2 separate regions of the Homo sapiens genome follow, and region 1 is linked to region 2. The links are chromatin loops, found by intact Hi-C in ENCODE. Cell type or tissue: ascending aorta. All regions are shown on one strand.

Region 1 (5,000 bases), 270 kb before region 2:
AACTATTAAGAAACATAGTTATTTCAACTTTTTTGAAGCAATGAACACTCAAATTAACCTTTGGTAGATATGACTAGTACACATATATGAGAGTTTCTGCAGGAAATGCCCTTTATAATTATATCACGAAATAAATAGAGTATATGCATCTTTAAGTTACTATAGATGGTCCACAACTCAGAATTTTTGACTTATTATATTTCGACTTTATGCTGGTGTGAAAGTGATCGCATTCAATAGAAACCATACTTTGAGTACTCATGAAGCCATTCTGTTTTTCATGTTCAGCACAATATTTAATAAGTTACATGATATTTTCAACATTTTATCATAAAACAGGCTTTGTGTTAGATGATTTCTCCCAACTGCAGGCTAATGTGTGTGTTCTGAGCACATTTTAGATAGGCTAAGCTAAGCTATGCTATTCTATAGGTCGGGTGTATTAAATGCATTTCCAACTTAAGATATTTTCAGTTTACTATGAGTTTATAGGGACGTAGCTGCATCATAAGTTGAGGAGCATCTGTAGATATTGTCAGTTGTTTTTCAAAGCGGTTGTCCAGATTTGCATTCCTACCATAAGCTTTCTGGTTGTTCTACATCTTTGTAACACTTGGTATTGTAAGAATTAAATTGTAAATAATTACACTGGTGAGAAATGCTACCTCATTGTGGTCTTAGTTTGCATTTCCCTGGTTGTTAGTTACCTTTTTATGTTTACTAGCCAGATTAGCTAGTAATGAAGAATAATGAAGATTATTCTCCTCTGGTAGGGTCACTCCAGTTTAATCAAACTCCATTAGGGCCAACATAGAGATTCAAACATCTAAAGTCCTAGGATATGAAAAATAGAAAGATATGAATAGGAATATATGAAAAATAGAAAATAGAACATTTTTCTAAGTATGAAATTATTCCCTGAGTCATTTAAGTTATTTCTAGTTATCAAAACATGACTCTTGCCAACACTTTTATTGTGTCGTTCTCAATTGTGGCAGTCTTAGCTTCTTTTACTCTGGCTTTTCTGGCTGCAGAAAGAATGACAGTAAACCTTAAGTCACTGAAGCTAAAGACAGGCTACGTTATGAGGAAACAGAACATTACTCTGCCTAAGACTGACTAATAATAGTAAGATTTGATGAACTCCAAAAAGCCTAGGTTAACAATTTCTGTGTTCTAGTGCTATGCTAAGTGATGGAACTAAATACTTTTTAGGATCCTTCTTCCCTTGTGAGGACCCTATCCACAGAGCTTTCACAGACTCTTTCTACTGCCAATGAGGAAATTTACCAAAAAAGGTCCTTGCTATCTTTTCTAAAGAGGCAATGAGTAAAATTGTGTCTTTTACAAAGATATCATCTGTAAACTATTTTCAGTAGGAAAAAAGCCAGAAAAATTTTCCTGAATCTATCCTTGGTGCTAATTGGGTATGACTTTGTGTGCAGGGGATACATTTTCTGCCCTTTCCATAATTTGAATGATCATCTATCTAGCTGCATTACAGTATGCTGCCTGCAGTGTTCTCCTTTGCAATAGTCCAAGTAAATAAAACATAGCTGATCTAAATGCTTCCATTCATAATTGATTTGAGGAATGTATAACCTGTAGTTTTTTTGGGGGGGCGGTTAGAGAAATTGTATGGGTATCTCTGTTTATATTACTTTGGAAATATTTTATTTCATAAATACTAAAAACCTGAGTAGAAGGTCATTTAGTTCAAGTTTGACAACAGAAACTTGTTTCATATCAGCCTTAATTATTACATTCAGTCGATTTTTTTATGACTCAAGGACCCACTTCCTACCACTTCCTTTGATAGAAAAAATATCTAAATGTAAGAGATGAAAGCATAGGAAAGTTTTTCACATTTAGACTGAATTGTCTTGTTATTCAGACAGTCCTCACCCTTTTGTTTTCACTTCTTAGATATTTGTTAAAACTCACTAGTTATATTGACTAGTAGAAACCATAGATGTGATTTAGACATGACATAGAAGAAACCATGACAAACCATAGACATGATGCTTTAAAATAATGGCCCTGCTGGTTTGATCGTTGATACTTCTTTCTGATGGGCCCTATTTAGATGTGTGTGTGCATGCATGTTTTGCACTTGTCCCGAGGTGAGTGAAAATGGAAGTGGTGTTTTAAAGATGAACTTTCTGTATAAAAGCAAGTTGTAAATGTCTGTTCTCTATTTCTAGGAGCAGCTCTTTAAAATATGCTTCTGATCCTTTCTTATTAGATGTCATGTTGTACACCAGCAGCTCATTTGCTGTTCCACAGCTTGGGTCTCCAGATCTTAATGACTCATACCGGCTGTTGTCCCCCTACAGGTTATCCAGGCTGTCTTTTTTGGCATCTGTGTGCTGACTGATCTTTCCAGTCTTCTGACTCGAGGAAGTGGGAACCAGGAGCAAGAGAGGCAGCTCAAGAAGCTCATCTCTCTCCGGGACTGGATGTTAGCTGTGTTGGCCTTTCCTGTTGGGGTTGTGAGTATGATGGAGGATGCATTTAGCCACAAAAGAAACTTGGCTCTTATTTCAGACTTCTAAGAGAAAAAAAAAGAGTTCATTATAAGAGGTTTCTGTATTATTAGTTTGCTGGAGCTGTCAGTACCACAGATGCGGTGGCTTAAACAACAAACATTTATTTTCTCGTAGTTCTGGAGGCTGAAGTCTGAGATGCAGTTGTCCACAGGGTTCGTTTCTTCTGAGGCCTCTCTCCCCTTGGCTTGCAGACAGCGCCTTCTGACTGTGTCTTCACACACTCATCCCTCTGTGCCTGTCTTTGCCTAAACTTCCTATTTTTATAAGGTATAGCAGTCATATTAGATTAGGGCCCCCTAATGACCTCATTCAACCATATATAATCACCTCTTGAGAAACCCAGTCTCCAAATACAGTCACATTGTGAGATTCTGGGGGTTAGGGCTTCCACATATGAATTTTGCAGAGGACACAATTCAGTCTATCAGTTTCTTAAGCAGCCCAAACTTGAAAGGTAGGGTCCTTGGGTCAACCAGGCTTTTGAACTTGGGAGAGGAGATCAGTATTAGCTCATACTTCTTCAGTTACCCAGCTGTGCCATTAGCTACTATCACTGAAGTAAATGCCTCTTAATGTTTGGGTCTGTTTTGACTTCATTGATTTTCATTGTTTTCAGTTAGATTCTCTTCATAACTCAACTTCCTTCACAAGTCTGTTAATTTTCCATTGTCTGCACATAAACCATGTTTTTTTAAAGGCCCTCAGAGACCCTACAGATTTTAACCTCTGTGTAGCCAGGAGAAGAGAACTCATATATATCACAAACTGTAAAGATGAGTAAGAAGTTGTTATTTAATTCAAATTCAGACCTTTCATTTGCCAGCTGATTTCGGGGGAAAACAGAAGTCTCAGTGATGTGGTCTAGCACATGCACCAAGTCCATTGTAGGAAGAATCAGAAAGTTGATCATAAGTCCTTCCAGTGGATTACTCATATTTGTCAGGTTTGTAGCTGGTAGAAGGCCCTACATGCTTGCTTTAAGACCAATTAGTAGACACTCAGATGGTCACTGAATTGCTTTTTCTGTGTGCCAAATTATATTTTCTTGGATGAAATAAATAGCCCTTAACCCTGAGAAAAACACAATGGCCAGAGAGCATTATAATTTGTTGACACTCCTCATTCCCTCATCCTTGTCCTCTGAAAACTTAAATAAATGAGTACTCAGATTGAAGCTAACCAGCAAATCTCTCAGATTCCATTGTTTAGCATAGCAGAGTTTAATGCTTTCCATATTACTTAATATTTCCTTCTTTGGACTTTCCATATAAAATTCAAATACTTTCTATCAGAATAGTCATCTAAGAGAAAATTTCCATTAGCATAAAGCACAAAGATACATACTTTCTGCATAAAAGAATTATCTAGAAAATCTCAGTCTCTCTGTGTGTACATGTATATGCATCTATATCTAATATCTAATATATGCATGTATATTATATATATCATGTATACATTTTTTCTTTTTTAACGTCTACTCCCTTGGAATTTCTATAGCCATGTCATTGCCTGTGGAAGCCTTCGTTGGCTAGAAGGATTACAATAGTAATACAATAAAAAAGTAGGCCAGGCGCAGTGGCTCACGCCTGTAATCCCAGCACTTTGGGAGGCCGAGGCGGGCAGATCATGAGGCCAGGAGATCAAGACCATCCTGGCTAACACAGTGAAACCCCATCTCTACTAAAAATACAAAAAATGAGCCGGGCGTGGTGGTGGGCTCCTTTAGTCCCAGCTACTCAGGAGGCTGATGCAGGAGAATAGCTTGAACCTGGGAGGTGGAGGTTGCAGTGAGCTGAGATCTCACCACTGCATTCCAGCCTGGGCAACAGAGCAAGACTCTGTCTCAAAAAAAAAAAAAAAAAAAGTAAACATGAGTATAGTGTTAACATGTTTTCTCTTAGCTCCCTTCTGTATGTGATATCAAATTATGTCTCTACAGGGAAAATTTTGACTTATGTTGTAAATTTTGCTACTCTCCTCAAAAGCTCATGGCATATGCCCTTTAGACATTTTTGACCTTCCTTTGGGGGAAACTTTTGCACCTGCCTGAAGCTTGAAGTATATGTCAACTCTTGGTGTCTTTCCTAAAGTTATCCCATGTATGTTTCATGGTTTATAAAACAAGTGGTGGCCTTTTTGTTTAGTTATTTGTTTTAGTACATCTGATATTTTCCTCCATCTATCACTGTCTTTGTTGTTTTGCCTATGTTTTAGAAAAAAGAGGAATAAAAGTGCCTTTCATCCCCACCCACCCCATCCCTCTTAAACCAGAAGTCCCAGCATCACACTTTCATGGCGTGTGGGTGCAGCTGTCCTAGTGGCTCTCTGACAGCCCAGCCAGTCCTCATCACTGCGCCAGGGCCTCCCGTGTCACCCAGCACATGGAGGGGATCAGTGCTCTTGAGAATCACAAAAGAAATCAAAGAATAGATAAGGAATCAGAGATGTGTA
Region 2 (5,000 bases):
AATTTTTGTATTTTTAGTAGAGACTGGTTTTCACCATGTTGACCAGGCTGGTCTCGAATGTCTGACCTCAGATGATCCACCCGCCTCAGCCTCCCAAAGCGCTGGGAATACAGGCATGAGCCACCACGCCTGGCCAGCTTGTAAATATTTCTTATCAGACTTAGAGTTGTTCTGCTGGTCTTAGGGCTCTGTGTTGATGTTAATGCTGGTCAGCTGTGCCCGAATTCAAAAAGGGAGAAGTGTATAATGAGGCATGTCCAAATCCCACTTCCCATCATGGCCTGAACTAGTTTTTCAGGTTAACTTTGGAAAGTCCTTGGCTGAGATGAGGCATCCATTCAGATGGTTGAGGGGCTTAGAATTTTATTTTTGATTTTCAGTCAACTCAGCTATATTAAAGCATGCATTACTTTTTTGCTGTCTTTACCCCTCTCCTCCCAATATATTTTTGTGGCTCCTCCTCATAAAAATTTACTTGGAACCCGGAGAATATTATTAAAAAAAAGAAAAAGAAAATAAAAGACTCTCTCCTGAGGAAAAAGTTATTCCACCCACCAAAGTTACAAAACAGGAAATAATGGCTCAGTATGATCCTGGGGACACTCGGGTGCTCTTTTGAAGCTGTTTTCAAATAGGGCGGTTGTTCAAATCCAGAAACCTGGGTCACAAAATCTAAGTATGCAGGAGAAGCTGCCTCCTACAAGAGAAGGAGCCTCCATCCTGGCCTGTTGGAGCGGTCTTACAGGAGAGTCATGAACATAGAAATCAAGTCTTTTCTAATGTCAAAATCATAGACCTTAGGGAAGAAGGAGCTGAAGAGCTCTCCTCACTAGTGGCTGCCCACGAACGAAACCAGCTGCCCAGGGTGGCAATCTGTAAGAGAACAGAATTAATAAGGAAAAAAATGGCACCAATTAATGTGGATTCCATATTCCACTTTTACCTATGAGGCCAAATATAAGCTGGTCTTTTTCTTGCTGGAGTGAACAACCCAATAAAACAGAAAGTAAAAAGAACCAGAAAAAAAAAAAGATGCTCAACAGAATTGGCCTTTCCTTATCAAATAGCTGTTGTTTCTTTCTTCTCCTGTAAGGTAGACACACAAATAGCCATAGCCTAACTCAAACCACTCCACCAAGCCTGCAACAGACTGATAGTTTAGCTAAAATTGTCATCACAGTCCACTGGAATTTTGAAACTAAGTAACGTGGGGTTCGTGTACTGAAAATAAGTGAAATGTGCCATAATCAAAATGTAGAACCCTTTTGTATACCTCCCCAGACAGCAGCATTCTTGGGAAAACTGCAAAAGAATACTGAAGACAGTATAGGAACCAAAGATGATGAGGTGATATTTGACTGGCACGAAAGTCAAGAAAAAATAGTGTTTTTGAACAACACTATGTAACTAGAAATCTAAGTACGTTTTCTCTGCAATAAATGCATGTGACTGACAGAAGCCAGTTATGAGTATGCAGGCATCCAAAAAAAATGTAAAATGAAAGACAATTTCAAATAAGTTACAATGTTATGTTTCTGAAATTAAGCTTCTGGCTAAACATGTTTGAGGAAACAGGGATTTTACTCTACTCCTGTCTCTTAAAACTCATGGAAGAAAACTCTGTCTTTAATGAAACAAAGAAATGGCCATGCCCCGAACAAAACTACTGAACATTTCTACCAAAAATGCTAACGCCTGGTCTCAGGTGGGCAAGGAGGCTGAAGCCCACATTACAGCTCAGGCAACGTGTCAATTTCCCATTGGCTCTGCAAGACAAACTAGCATCCTTTCAGGGCCCCCAGGTAAGGTTGCACAGGTGGTGCCCCGCTAAAGCATGCCTGGCCCAGAGGGTGAATAAAAGAGGCTGGGATAGAGCCCCTTCCATGGTTTCTAAACAAAGCTAAGACAAACCACCCAGAGACACCCATCTGCTCATAAGCACTAGCCAGAGGGGTGCTTTCACCCAAAGAGGAGGCCTTGTAATTCACACTAGGCCCCAAGTGGGCTAATGGCAGCCCTGGGTCTTCACTTAGGGAGAGAAGATCCAGGAGCTGGGCAGGCCATGGATGAAGAAGTGAACTATCCATGTGGCGACCCAGTTCTGCACCCCCAGAATGGCATAGAGTCAGCCTCTGCTGGAGGCCTCTCACCACAGCTGCTCATTCCTTTTCTTGAAGACACATCTCCCATTTATTTTTGGGCCTGAAGAATGAGGGCGTCTCTCAGGAAATTCCCTTAAATAAAAAACAACCTGGTTATATGTGCTTCCTTCTCTCAAATTAAGCAAGCAGGAATAAACTGAGCATAAGTGAAAGCAGGTGAAGGACGTGCATCACAAGGAAAGACACTTCAGCCAGTAAGACTTCAAGCAAAAAAAAAAAAAAAAAAAAGAAGGAAAAGAAAGAAGAAAAAATTAGACAAAAGGAAAAGCAATTATAGAATGACAGAAAACAACTAAAAGTGAACTAACAAATATGCACATTTCAAATTTTGATCAACACTGATAATTGGGTATCTAAAGATGTCCGTCAATATTCTTTTCCGTCAAAATATATGAGAGTTTTCTTACATCCATGCTGACTTGGGGATAGTATCCATCTTTTGAATCTGGAGTAGTCTGTTGGATTTTAAAAAATGGCTTCTCTTATTTTTAATTAGCATTTCTCTGATGATTAGTGAGGTCAAGCAGATTTACATATATTGACTGATCATTTGCGTTTGGCTGCATTCAGAAGCAGCCCCTTGTGCTGGGAATAATCCTTAAAGGGAATGTGAATAACATTTTCAAATGGGGAGAAGCACACTCCGTACTTCTGAGGTCAGACTTAGCTGGCATTTTGGCATGTAGAGTAAGCTCGGTCATGAGGGACAGACTTACTTTTCAGAAAATCTAGAGAGCCAAATTATGTTATGAGGTTTTCTAAATTTGGGGTCAGCCAAAGGCACGGAAAAGAGAAGAAACAAAATCAGAGAAGTCAGAGAAACCTTCCTCAGGTTCAGACAAGGCAGTCTTCTTTCTACCCTGCATGACAGGGATAATCCACCAAAATATCCCTGCCAGCGCCTGAAACTTTGAAAACAATTATATGGGGGTCAGGCTTTGAATTTTCGAAAGTCCATGATTAAGCTACAAATAACCAAAGATTCTTGAGCACTTACTATGCACTAGCCAGTAAATCAAACGTACCATAATTCACCACAGCGTCTGGGTCAGGGAGAGGTGAGAAAATTCCTGACTCACAAATGACTCTGTGAAAAATGAGGATAAGAATGCCCAGTTCATAGAGAGCTATGATAATTACATGAAACACGGTATTTAAAGCACTTTTGCCTTGGACAAAGTTGGTGCTCTGTAACTATGAATTCCCTCTCCCTTTCCTCCAGTTCCCTCTAATAGTTAATGTGTCTTTATCAATCCTCATTAACTAAATGGTGTCCATGACCTGGAACACAGAATGGGAACCTCAGCTGCTCTGGGCAGTGGGGCAGGATGAGATGGTGCATGGGGATGAGCAAAGGGTGAGGTGGTACCTGCACAATCTTCTCACCAGGTGGGATGAACCAGGGGTTATCATACACTACCTGTTTATGAACAGATGCAGTGCTGGATTCTGTATAAGTGCCAGACTAAACATACAAAGCCCTTGAGCATGACATGTACCTTTTATATGCTTTTGAAGAATTTGGAGGGGTGCAAAGGGGCATCCAATCCTGCTTTCTTTGTGGGGCAGTGGGGGTTGGAAGGAGGAAGAAGTGAAATGTGTGTAGGGGATGTTGGGGGGTTAGGAACAATACAGCCCTCTATGGCAGGGAGCAGGATGGGAGTGAGGTGAGAGCCACAGCCGACAGCCAGGCCACAAGTTCTAACTCTCCACTCAAGACTGGGATGTTTTCTTACAGCAAAAACCAAACCTGATACCACCCCAAATTTTTATTTTATCATTAGCATTTTATTTCCTCAAATGTGTTTACTTTGCAGTAACAGTAATGTCAAAATATCCTGGACAAGGGTATCATGCCCAGGACTATTTAAAGAAAGGAACCCTTTGCCGTTTCCACAAACCCCGAAATGGCCTAAAATGTGAGAATTTGCATCAGATCTCACTGCCATGCAAATCAGAGAGTGGCTTGCATGGTGGCCTTATTTATTTTGGTAAATGCGTGGGCAGGGGAGGTAAAGGAGCTGTTTGAAATGCTTTTAAAATTTTTAGTTTCAAATTATTGAACACTCCAAGAAAAAAACTTAGATTTTTCTAGGGATAAAATAAAGCAAACCTTACTTCAGATATGTGTAAAGCATAAATACACTTAACACTCTTGAAAGCTATATTGTTGACTATTTGAAAAGAGGGCTGGGAATATTTTCTTCTTAATGAATAAGTAAATTCACTTCACCTGAGGACTTAGTACAAATGGGCTCCTACATCATCTTTACTGGCCCTTTCCCACCATGGTGTAAGGCTATGGTTCCTTCCTCTCTTCAGGGCACGGCCACCACTTCTCACCTTCTTATCTTGATGTTCTAGCCAACTGTGACTCCAGTTACGGTACTTACCTGGGGTTTGCCTCCTACCTCTATAATTTTCTTCACCCCAATCTGCGCTACTGGTGCTTTGTCCTCAATCTTCTTCTGGGGCCCAGGTCTCTGCATGACCTCCCATTGGCTGAATTATTAATTGTTAATGGGAATGTATCTCTGGGTCCCTGAATTGCTTCCTCAATTTGGTATCACATAAAATTAACTATCAAGGACGAGTTGTTATTAACATGAATATGGAAAGGTAAACATGCAAGAATAGCCAGGAAAGCAATTAAAATAACAACTGTGAAGAGAAATGCTCTGGTAGACACTGAAACATACTAGAAAGCCTCTATTAACACAGTCTGGGCCTGACCACAGGAATAGAAAAATAGGCCAGTGGGATAGAATAAAAAGTCCCCAAGGAGACCCAAGACATGGAAATGTAGGTGTATCCTAAACAGGTATTGCTAGGGCAGAG

The links. Hi-C counts contacts between places; a loop is a spot of excess contacts. Peaks named below come from ENCODE experiments on the same cell type or tissue, not always from the same donor. Only the 100,000 strongest peaks of a DNase experiment are listed, where the experiment ranks them.
Region 1: it touches region 2 in a loop (7-fold over the local background); 1 of 110 quality-filtered maps calls a loop at or near these places.

Annotation. Positions count from the first base shown.
Region 1 is chr6:143,134,499-143,139,498 of GRCh38, forward strand. AIG1 (androgen induced 1) reads left to right here. Exons shown (of 6, transcript NM_016108.4): 2 at 2,337-2,492. LOC124901416 (a long non-coding RNA gene) reads right to left here. Exons shown (of 4, transcript XR_007059794.1): 2 at 708-834. Among named protein-coding and RNA genes, the nearest start is that of AIG1, 76 kb to the left of the region's middle. In ascending aorta, no CTCF peak of the experiment used is centred here; no DNase peak of the experiment used is centred here; H3K4me3 peaks cover 733 bases; H3K27ac peaks cover 2,236 bases.
Region 2 is chr6:143,402,754-143,407,753 of GRCh38, forward strand. No RefSeq gene overlaps it. Among named protein-coding and RNA genes, the nearest start is that of ADAT2, 45 kb to the right of the region's middle. In ascending aorta, no CTCF peak of the experiment used is centred here; DNase peaks (open chromatin) are centred at 2,813 and 3,130; H3K4me3 peaks cover 768 bases; H3K27ac peaks cover 3,462 bases.